2 separate regions of the Homo sapiens genome follow, and region 1 is linked to region 2. A link is a contact called in ENCODE Hi-C or POLR2A ChIA-PET data. All regions are on one chromosome and are shown on one strand. Each heading gives the region's core, a stretch centred on a gene start or an enhancer-like site at or near the end of the contact. The rest is flanking DNA. Distances are from core to core; before and after follow the strand shown. Region 1 overlaps CECR2 (CECR2 histone acetyl-lysine reader). Region 2 holds the start of BCL2L13 (BCL2 like 13).

Region 1 (4,928 bases), core at 1,299-3,798, 260 kb after region 2:
CCCAGGAGGCGGAGCTCGCAGTGAGCCAAGATTGTGCCACTGCACTCCAGCCTGGGTGACAGAGTGAGACTCCGTCTCAAAAAAAACAAAAAAAAAAAATGTGGGGGCTCTCTGACCTAGCTAACTACACTGACTTACTCAGCATGACCCCCAGAAGCATGATGCTTCCTCCAGGAAGCGTTTCACTCGCCATCTCTGCCTTCCTCTGAACTCTTACAGCAATTATATTCCCTATCGCTCACTGGGCAAACAACATAGGTTTCACAATACCACTGCTGCCCTGCCCCTTTTCGACAGACAAATTCCCCCAGGGCAGCAGCACAACAGGGACTCTGCCACATACCTCTGCAACCTCAGTATTAATAATGATGACAATAACACAGGGAAGGCTGATTGGGTTTTGAGATTTTCCCTTTTTTAAAAACATTTCACTTTAACCTTAAAAATGTGCATGTTACAGAAATCCAAGCGGAGTCAGGGGTAAGGAAGATGGGTTCCATTGCTGAAAGCGATGAAAATCCAGGGTTATGCACTCACTCCAGCAGCACTTGCACTAAAACTGGCCTATGCAAGATGACACGCAGAGTCGTGAAGTGTTCCGTGTTAAAAAAAAAGTCTAGAGTTACGTGTCACAAGCATCCTCAACCAAGCATCCCCCTCCCAATCTTCAACATTCCTGTAAGGAGGGCTGGGGGGCTGCTTTAACACCACAAAGGAAAATGGGGGGAAAGTCTTTCAGAACCAATGTGAAAAGCATCAGTACATTCGTGTGGATACTAACCCAAATCAATGCCAGTGTAAGAGTGGAAAATAATCCAAAATTAAATTCCTTTATTATGACAACAGGTGAAATTTTTTCTTTAAAGCACCTTCCCCCCCGCCCACCCCCGTGTACAACAATGTTCCCTGAACAAAGAACTCCAGGCCTCTGCTATAAAAATTGTCCCCACACCTAAAAGAATTCACAAACAACCTTTCAGGAAGACAGAGAGACATAATGGGGAATGGAGAAGAGAAAGGATTTGCTAAAGAAGTAGATCTGTTAATTTAACACATTTTCTGTCAAGCAAATCAACTGTCCTCAGTGCCATTGTTGCTGAGACAATGAACACTCAGGGTAGGGCTGTTCATTAAAAGGAACCGGCCAGGAGAAGAAAACACTCTTGCAGTCAACAAGACTGCTGAACAGCATTTTTCAATTCTAAGAACTTATCCATTCTCAGGAATTATTAATTGGGTGTGATTTAAAGTTCAACATTGAAAACGTGAAGCAGTGAGCTTAATTGTGGCCCCACGGCTTCCTCTATTTTCATCACTTACTTTTGGAGGTGATGGGTGGGGAGGAGCAAGGGAGGGTACACACAGTCTGTTCTGACAGCCACTCACACATTCAATTCAGGTGGCCACATGCCTCAGTGACACAATGCCAAGTCACACGTCACTCCAGCAAACCCACCCTAGGGAAAAAGTAGACCTGATTTAGCTCATAAAGAGTCTGGGCTGTAGAACCAAAGCTAAAAGCTGACCATTCCAGTGTGAAACTTATACGCATATGACATCATTTAAACCGGCCAATGTCTTTTGTAAAGGCCACATGAGGTCAGGGACTTTAAAAAGGAGAATGAAATACTATCTTCTATATATTTTTGCATAAACCATATTACAGTTTAAATGAGTGTATGGCTAACGAAGTACAAAAAAGAACACATGAGAGAATTATTCAGAGGGGTCATCTGCCCTCTAAAGAGGAGAAAACTGCTTTTGGCTGTAGAACTGATTGACTTCACACCAACTTATTTACACAAATTCTCGGATTTAACACCTTGCTGCAAGCCAGAAATTCTACCCCTCCTCCACTGATGCCCAGAACAAACCCTAGGGCATGAGTAGAGCACAAGGGAGTAGAAGAGAAAACAAAAAAAAACAATGGTCAGACCTTAGTTCCCAGCCAAAGAGATAAAGAATAAAAAACAAGACACAGGGTCTCTGTGGGGATTGAATACCCCAAGATGGAAAAGAAGGACTTGGAGATGGACATTCAATGAAAAACATCTTCAAAAGCCACAGATAATGTGATCTCATTTCCTTGAAGTTCTATGGTATCTTTCTTCCAAGAAGCTCAAAGCCCTTCACAGTGCACTAGACTGCTTGAGTCACACTCACAATACCGTTTGCTCCCCAAACCAAAATAAAAATCTATTTGAATCCATAAAATATTTCACCATGCTTGCTGAGAGCAAAATTAAACATGAAAAATCATTAAAAAACATTTAGAGCAGCTTCAAGCTCATGTGGTCGCTGTGTTCTACACTGAAAATTCTGACGGAATAATGAACTTTACATATGCATATATCGCAAACACACACACACACACACACACACACACACACACACACACACACCTTCAACGTAGGTCCCACTGAACTTTTGACCTGGTCATGGATAACGCCCTCCCCAGTACACCACTGCTCAATGCTCAAGAGATCTGTCAAGAGCCTTGTGCCCTGACAGGCAATGGCAGCCGCTCCAGCCCCAGGCTGCAGCACAAACACCCCTCACCCCTCCTCCCTGCGGCACTAGGCAGCCAGGCCCTGCTTCAGGGAGGCCTTTTGTAGGGGAAGGCCTTTCTTTATCAGCCTCAGTTAGCTTCACAGTTCCCTCCCTACTAGCCCCAAACTCTCTTCTTTCCTTAAATGACGTTCTAGGAAAGAGAAAAAAATTAACAATGCCAGGCGCGGGGGGCTCAGGCCTGTAATCCCAGCACTTTGGGAGGCTGAGGTGGGCTGATCACTGGAGGTCAGGAGTTCGAAACCAGCCTGACCAAGATGGTGAAACCCTGTCTCTACTAAAAATACAAAAATTAGCCGGGTGTGGTGGCACACGCCTGTAATACCAGCTTCTTGAGAGGCTGAGGCAGGAGAATTGCTTGAACCTGGGAAGCAGACATTGCAGTGAGCCGAGATCGCACCACTGCACTCCAGCCTGGGTGGGCCACAAAAGCAAAACTCTGTCTCAAAGAAAGAAAAAAATTAACAAAACATCTGTTTCCCAGGTTTGTGACATGTACAATTGCTGATGACATTCACATCTGGGAGCAACTTTAACTTCCTTAAATTTCCATAAACAAAAATACTAAAGGTTTGCATTTAGGGGAAAAAATGCCCATCACAAGGAAAAACTCATCTATCTCACATAGGGTGTACCTTCTATACAATGACCAACACTGAAAAGTCATCTCTACCTCACACACTAAAGTAATGATTCTCAAAAGCAGGACAATTTCACCCCGCCGGACATATTTGGCAATGTCTGGAGACATTTATATTTGTCATGACTGGGGGTGCTATTGGCACCTGGAGCATAGAGGCCAACAATACTGCTAAACATCTTAAAACGAGGGCCAGGTGGGCCGGCTCACACCTGTAATCCCAACACTTTGGGAGGCCGAGGAGGGGGTCAGGAGATTGCGACCATCCTGGCTAACACGGTGAAACCCCGTCTCTACTAAAAATACAAAAAATTAGCCAGGCGTGGTGGTGGGCACCTGTAGTCCCAGCTACTCAGGAGGCTGAAGCAGGAGAATGGTGTGAACCCGGGAGGCAGAGGTTGCAGTGAGCCGAGATCGTGCCACTGCACTCCAGCCTGGACAACAGAGCAAAACTCCGTCTCCCAAAAACAAAAAAACAAAAAAACAAAAAAACAGCCCAGCGCGGTGGCTCACACCTGTAATCCCAGCACTTTGGGAGGCCAAGGCGGGCGGATCACAAGGTTAGGAGATCCAGACCATCCTGGCTAACACGGTGAAACCCCGTCTCTACTAAAAACACAAAAAATTAGCCGGGCGTGGTGGTGGGCACCTGTAGTCCCAGCTACTCAGGAGGCTGAGGCAGGAGAATGGCGTGAACCCGGGGGGCGGAGGTTGCAGTGAGCCAAGATAGCGCCACTGCACTCCAGCCTGGGCAACAGAGCAAGCCTCCGTCTCAAAAACAAAACAAAACAAAACAAAACGCATATAACATTCCTCATATAACAGCTTCCCACAACAGATTTTCAGATCAAACTATCAATAGTGCTGAGGCTGAGAAACCCAGAGGATTAAAGGAACACAATCTGGAGCTCACTCTTACTTTCCAATCATTCATTCCTTTCTCAATCCTAAGAGCTGCTGAAAAATGACTGTCCCCAAGTTTTCCAATATAAATTGACTGATATTTGTTAGAGGCTAATATAAAGATATAATAAAAGCATCCAAGGGATAGCATCCCATGAAATATGCAAATATGGAGGAAGGGTAGCAGCCATCTGAAAAGGTTATAATAGCAAATGAAAGGCAAACCACAAGCCAGAAGCTGTAAGTGGATCTTATTCAGAGTTCTAGCTATTGATGACATGAGATATAAGAAACAGACTAAGTGAAAGGAAGCCAAAGGCAGTGGCATGTGCCTGGAGTCCCAGCTACTGGGGAGGCTGAGGCAGGAGGATCACTTGAGCTCAGGGGTTCAAATCCAGCCTGGGTAACATAGTGAGATACTGTCTTTAAAAAAAAAAAAAAATGAAGTAAGAATCACATAATTCAATGCCTTCAGCCTCCAGAATTCCTCAAAATCTCAAAGCACAAAATCTTAGGTCACTTTAAGAACACTAGAGATAGTGAACATGTCAATCTTCAAGTCTCAAAAGCTACTTTCAAAGTAGCTTATTTGCAGACAAGATGCCAGAGAAAGAGAAAGAAAAAATTCCTATAATTTGCAAACACACCAAGTATGGATTTGCAGTTTTCACTTGGTACGTAATTAATTTGTAAGATGTGGATCCTAACCTTGACCCTAACTGGTGAGTCAGCAATTTTCTAGATTAGTTAAGAGTGTTATGCATGCTGAGAAACATTTCTAGAATCACAGAACTTTAGACATAGGAACACCTAGGAA
Region 2 (4,870 bases), core at 1,921-4,420:
TCAGGAGGCTGAGGCAAGAGAATGGCGTCAACCCGGGAGGCGGAGCTTGCAGTGAGTCGAGATGGCACCACTGCACTCCAGCCTGGGCGACAGAGTGAGACTCATTCTCAAAAAAAAAAAAAAAAAAACACATATTATGTGATCCCATTTTTGTGAAATCTCCAGAATAGGCAAATCCATAGACAGAAAGTAGATCAGTGGTTGCCCAAGGGTGGGGGTAGGAGGACCAGTAATAAAGAATGACTGCTAATGGGTATGGGAGTCTCTTTTTGAGGTGATGAAAATGATTGTGGTGGTGGGTGCACAACTCTGTGAATATACTAAAAAGTACTGAATTGTACAATGGTGAGTTGTATGGTACGTTAATTATATGTCAATAAAGTTGTTAAAAAAAATCAGCTACTCCAATCCTTTTGCGGTTCATAAAGAACCAAGATGACTGGGTTTCATGCTAATGCATGACATGTGCCTCCCTCAAATCATGTTGCCTCATGGGCTTATTGGCACATTACCGTCTGAGGAAGAACAAGAAAAAAAAATAAACCAATCTGAAAATACCACCCACCCCCACTTTGTATATATATTAAACAAGAACTCTTGGTGAACATTTATTTGGAATAAGATACAAATCAAAATCCTGTCTAAAAAATGATAAATGCAGACTGGAACTAAGTGAATGTTTAACACTTGTGTTTTGTATGCCTGAAGTATTTCACAATAAAATACATATCTATTTAGGCCGGGCGCAGTGGCTCATGCCTGTAATCCCAGCACTTTGGGAGGCCGAGGCGGGCAGATCGCGAGGTCAGGAGATCGAGACCATCCTGGCTAACACGGTGAAACCCCGTCTCTACTAAAAATACAAAAAATTAGCCTGTCGCGGTGGCGGGCACCTGTAGTCCCAGCTACTCGGGAGGCTGAGGCAGGAGAATGGTGTGAACTCAGGAGGCAGAGCTTGCAGTGAGCCGAGATCGTGTCATTGCACTCCAGCCTGGGCGACAGAGCGACACTCCGCCTCAAAAAAAAAATATATATATATATATAAAAAATTAATAAACAAACATATATATATTTTTTGAGTCAGGGTCTCTGTCATCCAGACTGAAGTACAGTGGAGCAATCACAGCTCACAGCAGCCTTGATCTCCCGGGCTCAAGCAGTCCTCCCTCTCGCCTCAGTCTTCCAAGTAGCTGGGACCTATGCCTGGCTAATTTTTTTTTTTTTTAATTTTTTGTGAAGACAAGGTCTCCTTATGTTGCCCAGGCTGGTCTCGAACTCCCGGGCTCAAGCAATGCTCCTGCCTGAGCCTCCCAAAGTGCTGGGATTACAGTGAGCCATCGCAAACAGCCAAATGAAATGTTGTTAATGATTATTACTGTTGCAAACCACTTGTCCTAAAAGCTTAATGTGTGTGATATTTAATACATGTTGATTAGATTATGTGCTAGTAAACACAAGTCTGTTTTTTTACAAGACTGGTTAGATATAGCCTTAGGCATCTTTCAATTGAATTCAACTACTGGTCCTTGCTGTAGGAGACAACTAAAAATAAAATAAAAAGTGAATCCAACTACTGAATATACTCTTCCACATAAAAAATGAGCCATTGGAAAAAAAATACAGAACAGTACCTGACCATTCCTAGTAAAAAGATTTTCAATACCCTTAACTGCCTATTACCAAATGAAGAATACTTCACTTGGGGGAGAGAGGGTGTTAAAAATGAAAATAATACTTCATGCGGTGGCGCGGGGGTGGTTGAAAAAAAGGTATCACCGTGCGCGGTGGCTCACGCCTGTAATCCCAACACTTTGGGAGGCTGAGGCGGGGGGATGACCAGAGATTGGGAGTTCGAGACCATCCTGACCAACATGATGAAACCCCGTCTCTACTAAAAATACAAAATTAGCCCCGCGTGGTGGCGCATGCCTGTAATCCCAGCTACTCGGGAGGCTGAGGCAGGAGAATGGCTTGAACCCAGGAGGCGGAGGTTGCGGTAAGCTGAGATCGCGCCATTGCACTCCAGCCTAGGCAACAAGAGGGAAACTCTGTCTCAAAAAAAAAAAAAAAGAAAGAAGGTATCTGAAGGGTGTGGCAACTCATCCAAGGTCACACTAGTCAGGGCAGAGAGCAACATTCTGCTTTATACTAAACCTCCAGAGGAAATCTTATAATTTCGCCAAAGAAGTTTTTGTTTTGTTTTACGCAACAACAACAAAAAAATAAAAGTAAGGAGGGAGGGCTCTCAGCTTAGTTCAAACTTCTAAACAGAGACAGTGAGATAGCTATTTTGAATAAACAAACACTTGTGCAGGGAGTGGCTAAGAGCTAACCAAAGCCAGCAGTCAACAGCATGTGAACAACTGGCCAGATCCGTCCGATTTTCAACGCTAGGTTAGAGCCTCCACTCAGAAAGTCGGTTATGAAGGCAAGAAATAGGATCTTTACAGAATGTTGGGAGGATAAATCAAAGGGGGAAAATGACTCCGTGTGAACTGTACTGCCTCCAAGGGCAAGAAGGCAGTTTTTTTCTGAAAAAATAGGTGTCAGAACAGCAGTGAATTAAGGTTAAGAAACAAGACTTCTAACAATCTCTGAGAAGAAACGACTAAGACTGGCAAAGCTAATCTTCCAGTGTTCTAAGTGAATCGCAGGAAAACCTTTCCCTCAACCAAAAAGAAGTCGCCGTTCCCCAGTTTAGCCCTAAAAATGGACCCGGGTTTTCCACGTGAAGCTGTCTGTGGGGAAGGACAGCGGCGTGGAGCCAGGGCCGAGCTCCTCCGCCTCCGGCACCCCACGCCGGAAGAAGCCTGCTCAGCGGCGGGGCCGCGCGGCCAGGTCCGGTCACGGTGAAGCGGACCCCTAAGCTCCGAGCACCTTCGGGCGAAGGAGCGCCGGTGTAGACACACACACTCAAACTCACGCGTCGTCGGAACCACTGGGGAGTCGGTGGCTCGATACGGTCTCTGGGCACTTTCCTACCCAGGTGAAAACCACCTCCTCACCCAGCTCAGCCTTCCCGGAACCCCACTCCCCTCACCTGGCCCTGGCCCCTGCCCCAGAAGAGATGAAAGAGGCGGCGGCGGCAGTTGCTTCCGACAGGGTCCCCCAGCGGCGGTGAGTGCTCCGACCCGCGGCCCTAATCTACCGCCGCCGCCATGTTGGAGGGTGAGGTCACCCCGGCGTGCCTTCGTCACGGCCGGCGTCGGGGCGGGACCTGAACTACCTGACATCCGGAACGGTATCCGGAGCGGAAGGACCGACCAACGGAGGCCCCGGAGGTCTCTCCGTCCAGATGTGACCTGAAGACCCAAACCCTCCTAGCCCGCCCAAATCTGATTGCGACGTTCGGAAGTTCCGTCTCTCAGATCATTTCCGGAGTCGAGGGGTTGGGATTCTGACCGGCTGGTCGCTGTGTTGGAGGAAGGGCAGGCGATTCCAGGGAAAGAAGCCTTGCTGCATGCACAGGCTATGTTCAGTTCCACAAACATGTATTGCGTTTCAAGTGTTTGCCAAGGGAGCAGGTCAAATAAGTATCTACACAGTCACGACAGCCTCGATGTTCGCCACTAGTTGGGGCAGATGGTCCTTGAAGGTTGGGAAGGAATTCCGGGGAGGGAATATAGCGGGGTGGTGTAGAGAGGTCCTCCTAGGCGAAGGGAACTGGCTGAGCAGAGGCGCCAGGGCATGAAGGAAGTCTTAACTAGTAACCCGCTTTTGTTAACAGTACCTGGAACACACAGCGCCTGGAACATACTTAACTTGTATTAATGGATGTTTGTTTACTTGAATCCGAGAGTTCTTTGGAGGAGTATCGGAAGGTATCTAGGAGAGAGGATACAGTGTGTTTTAGGGAGATCAAATTGCCCGTGGTGTGTGTACTGAATTGGAACAAGGAGGGCATTGACAATAAGGAGTTAGAAGACTGAGCCAGATCAGAAGTGATAAAATCCTGATGGGGAGTGACTGCCAGTGGATACAGAGTTTCTTTTTGGGGTGATGGTGGCACGACTCTTTGAAATACTGAAAACTACTGAATTGTACACTATAGGTGAATTCTATGTTATGAGATCTATATCTCAACAAGGCTATTCTAAAGGAAGTGATAAAAGAGTTGAACTGCTATTGTGGGGCTGGTGCCACAGGATGCTTTTTAAGCCCGAGTGACTGAGGAAAGGATGGTGCCATTAATAGGGACATAAAGTTTTGCAAAGGAAAGGCTTAGTGACCTTGGAAAACTAATAGTACAGGCCGGGTGTGGTGGATCACTCCTGTAATCCCAGCACTTTGAGAAGCCAAGGTGGGCGGATCACTTGAGGTCAGGAGTTTCAGACCTGCCTGGCCAACATGGTGAAACTCCCCATCTGTACTAAAAACACAAAAAATTAGCCAGGTATGGTGTCACGCGCCTGTAATCCCAGCTACTTGGGAGGCCGATGCAGGAGAATCGCTTGAGCCTGGGAGGCAAAGGTTGCAGTGAAATGGGTAACCAAAAATGAAGACTTTTTTTTTTTTTTTTTGAGGCAGAGTCTCACTCTGTCGCCCAGGCTGGAGTGCAGGGGCGCGATCTCAGCTCACTGCAACCTCTGCCTTTCGGGTTCAAGCGATTCTCCTGCCTCAGCCTCCCAAGTAGCTGGGATTACAGGCACCCACCACCATGCCCAGCTAATTTTTGTATTTTTAGTAGAGGCAGAGTTTCTCCACGTTGGTTAGGCTGGTCTTGAACTCCTGACTTCAGGTGATCCACTCGCCTTGGCCTCCCAAAGTGCTGGGATTACAGACGTGAGCCACCGTGCCTGGCTTTTTAAAAATTTTTAATAGAGACGGGGTCTCACCATGTTGGCCAGGCTAGTCTCCTACTCCTGACCTC

Evidence for each region. A loop is a pair of places that touch in the nucleus more often than their neighbours do. ChIA-PET counts read pairs that join two places held with the same protein, here RNA polymerase II (POLR2A).
Region 1: a map of dorsolateral prefrontal cortex shows a loop between it and region 2 (2.9-fold over the local background). The contact joins the enhancer-like site here to the promoter of BCL2L13 in region 2. A Hi-C loop is called at or near these places in 1 of 168 maps with a recorded cell type or tissue (dorsolateral prefrontal cortex). POLR2A ChIA-PET finds 5 or more read pairs at or near these places in 1 of 52 experiments (HEK293).

Annotation. Positions count from the first base shown.
Region 1 is chr22:17,377,056-17,381,983 of GRCh38, reverse strand. All of the region lies in intron 1 of CECR2 (CECR2 histone acetyl-lysine reader), which reads right to left. Among named protein-coding and RNA genes, the nearest start is that of CECR2, 10 kb to the right of the region's middle. RefSeq lists enhancers at 826-1,386, 1,989-2,158, 2,155-2,832, 4,611-4,928. Within about 2 kb of position 2,548, at least 5 of the 41 ENCODE cell types and tissues checked have a DNase peak (open chromatin) inside an H3K27ac peak, as active enhancers do.
Region 2 is chr22:17,637,057-17,641,926 of GRCh38, reverse strand. BCL2L13 (BCL2 like 13) reads right to left here and starts at 3,170. Exons shown (of 7, transcript NM_015367.4): 1 at 3,041-3,170. It also overlaps the pseudogene LOC124905160. RefSeq lists enhancers at 2,288-3,160, 2,929-3,208, 3,329-3,508, 3,559-3,608, 3,161-4,032 and 1 more.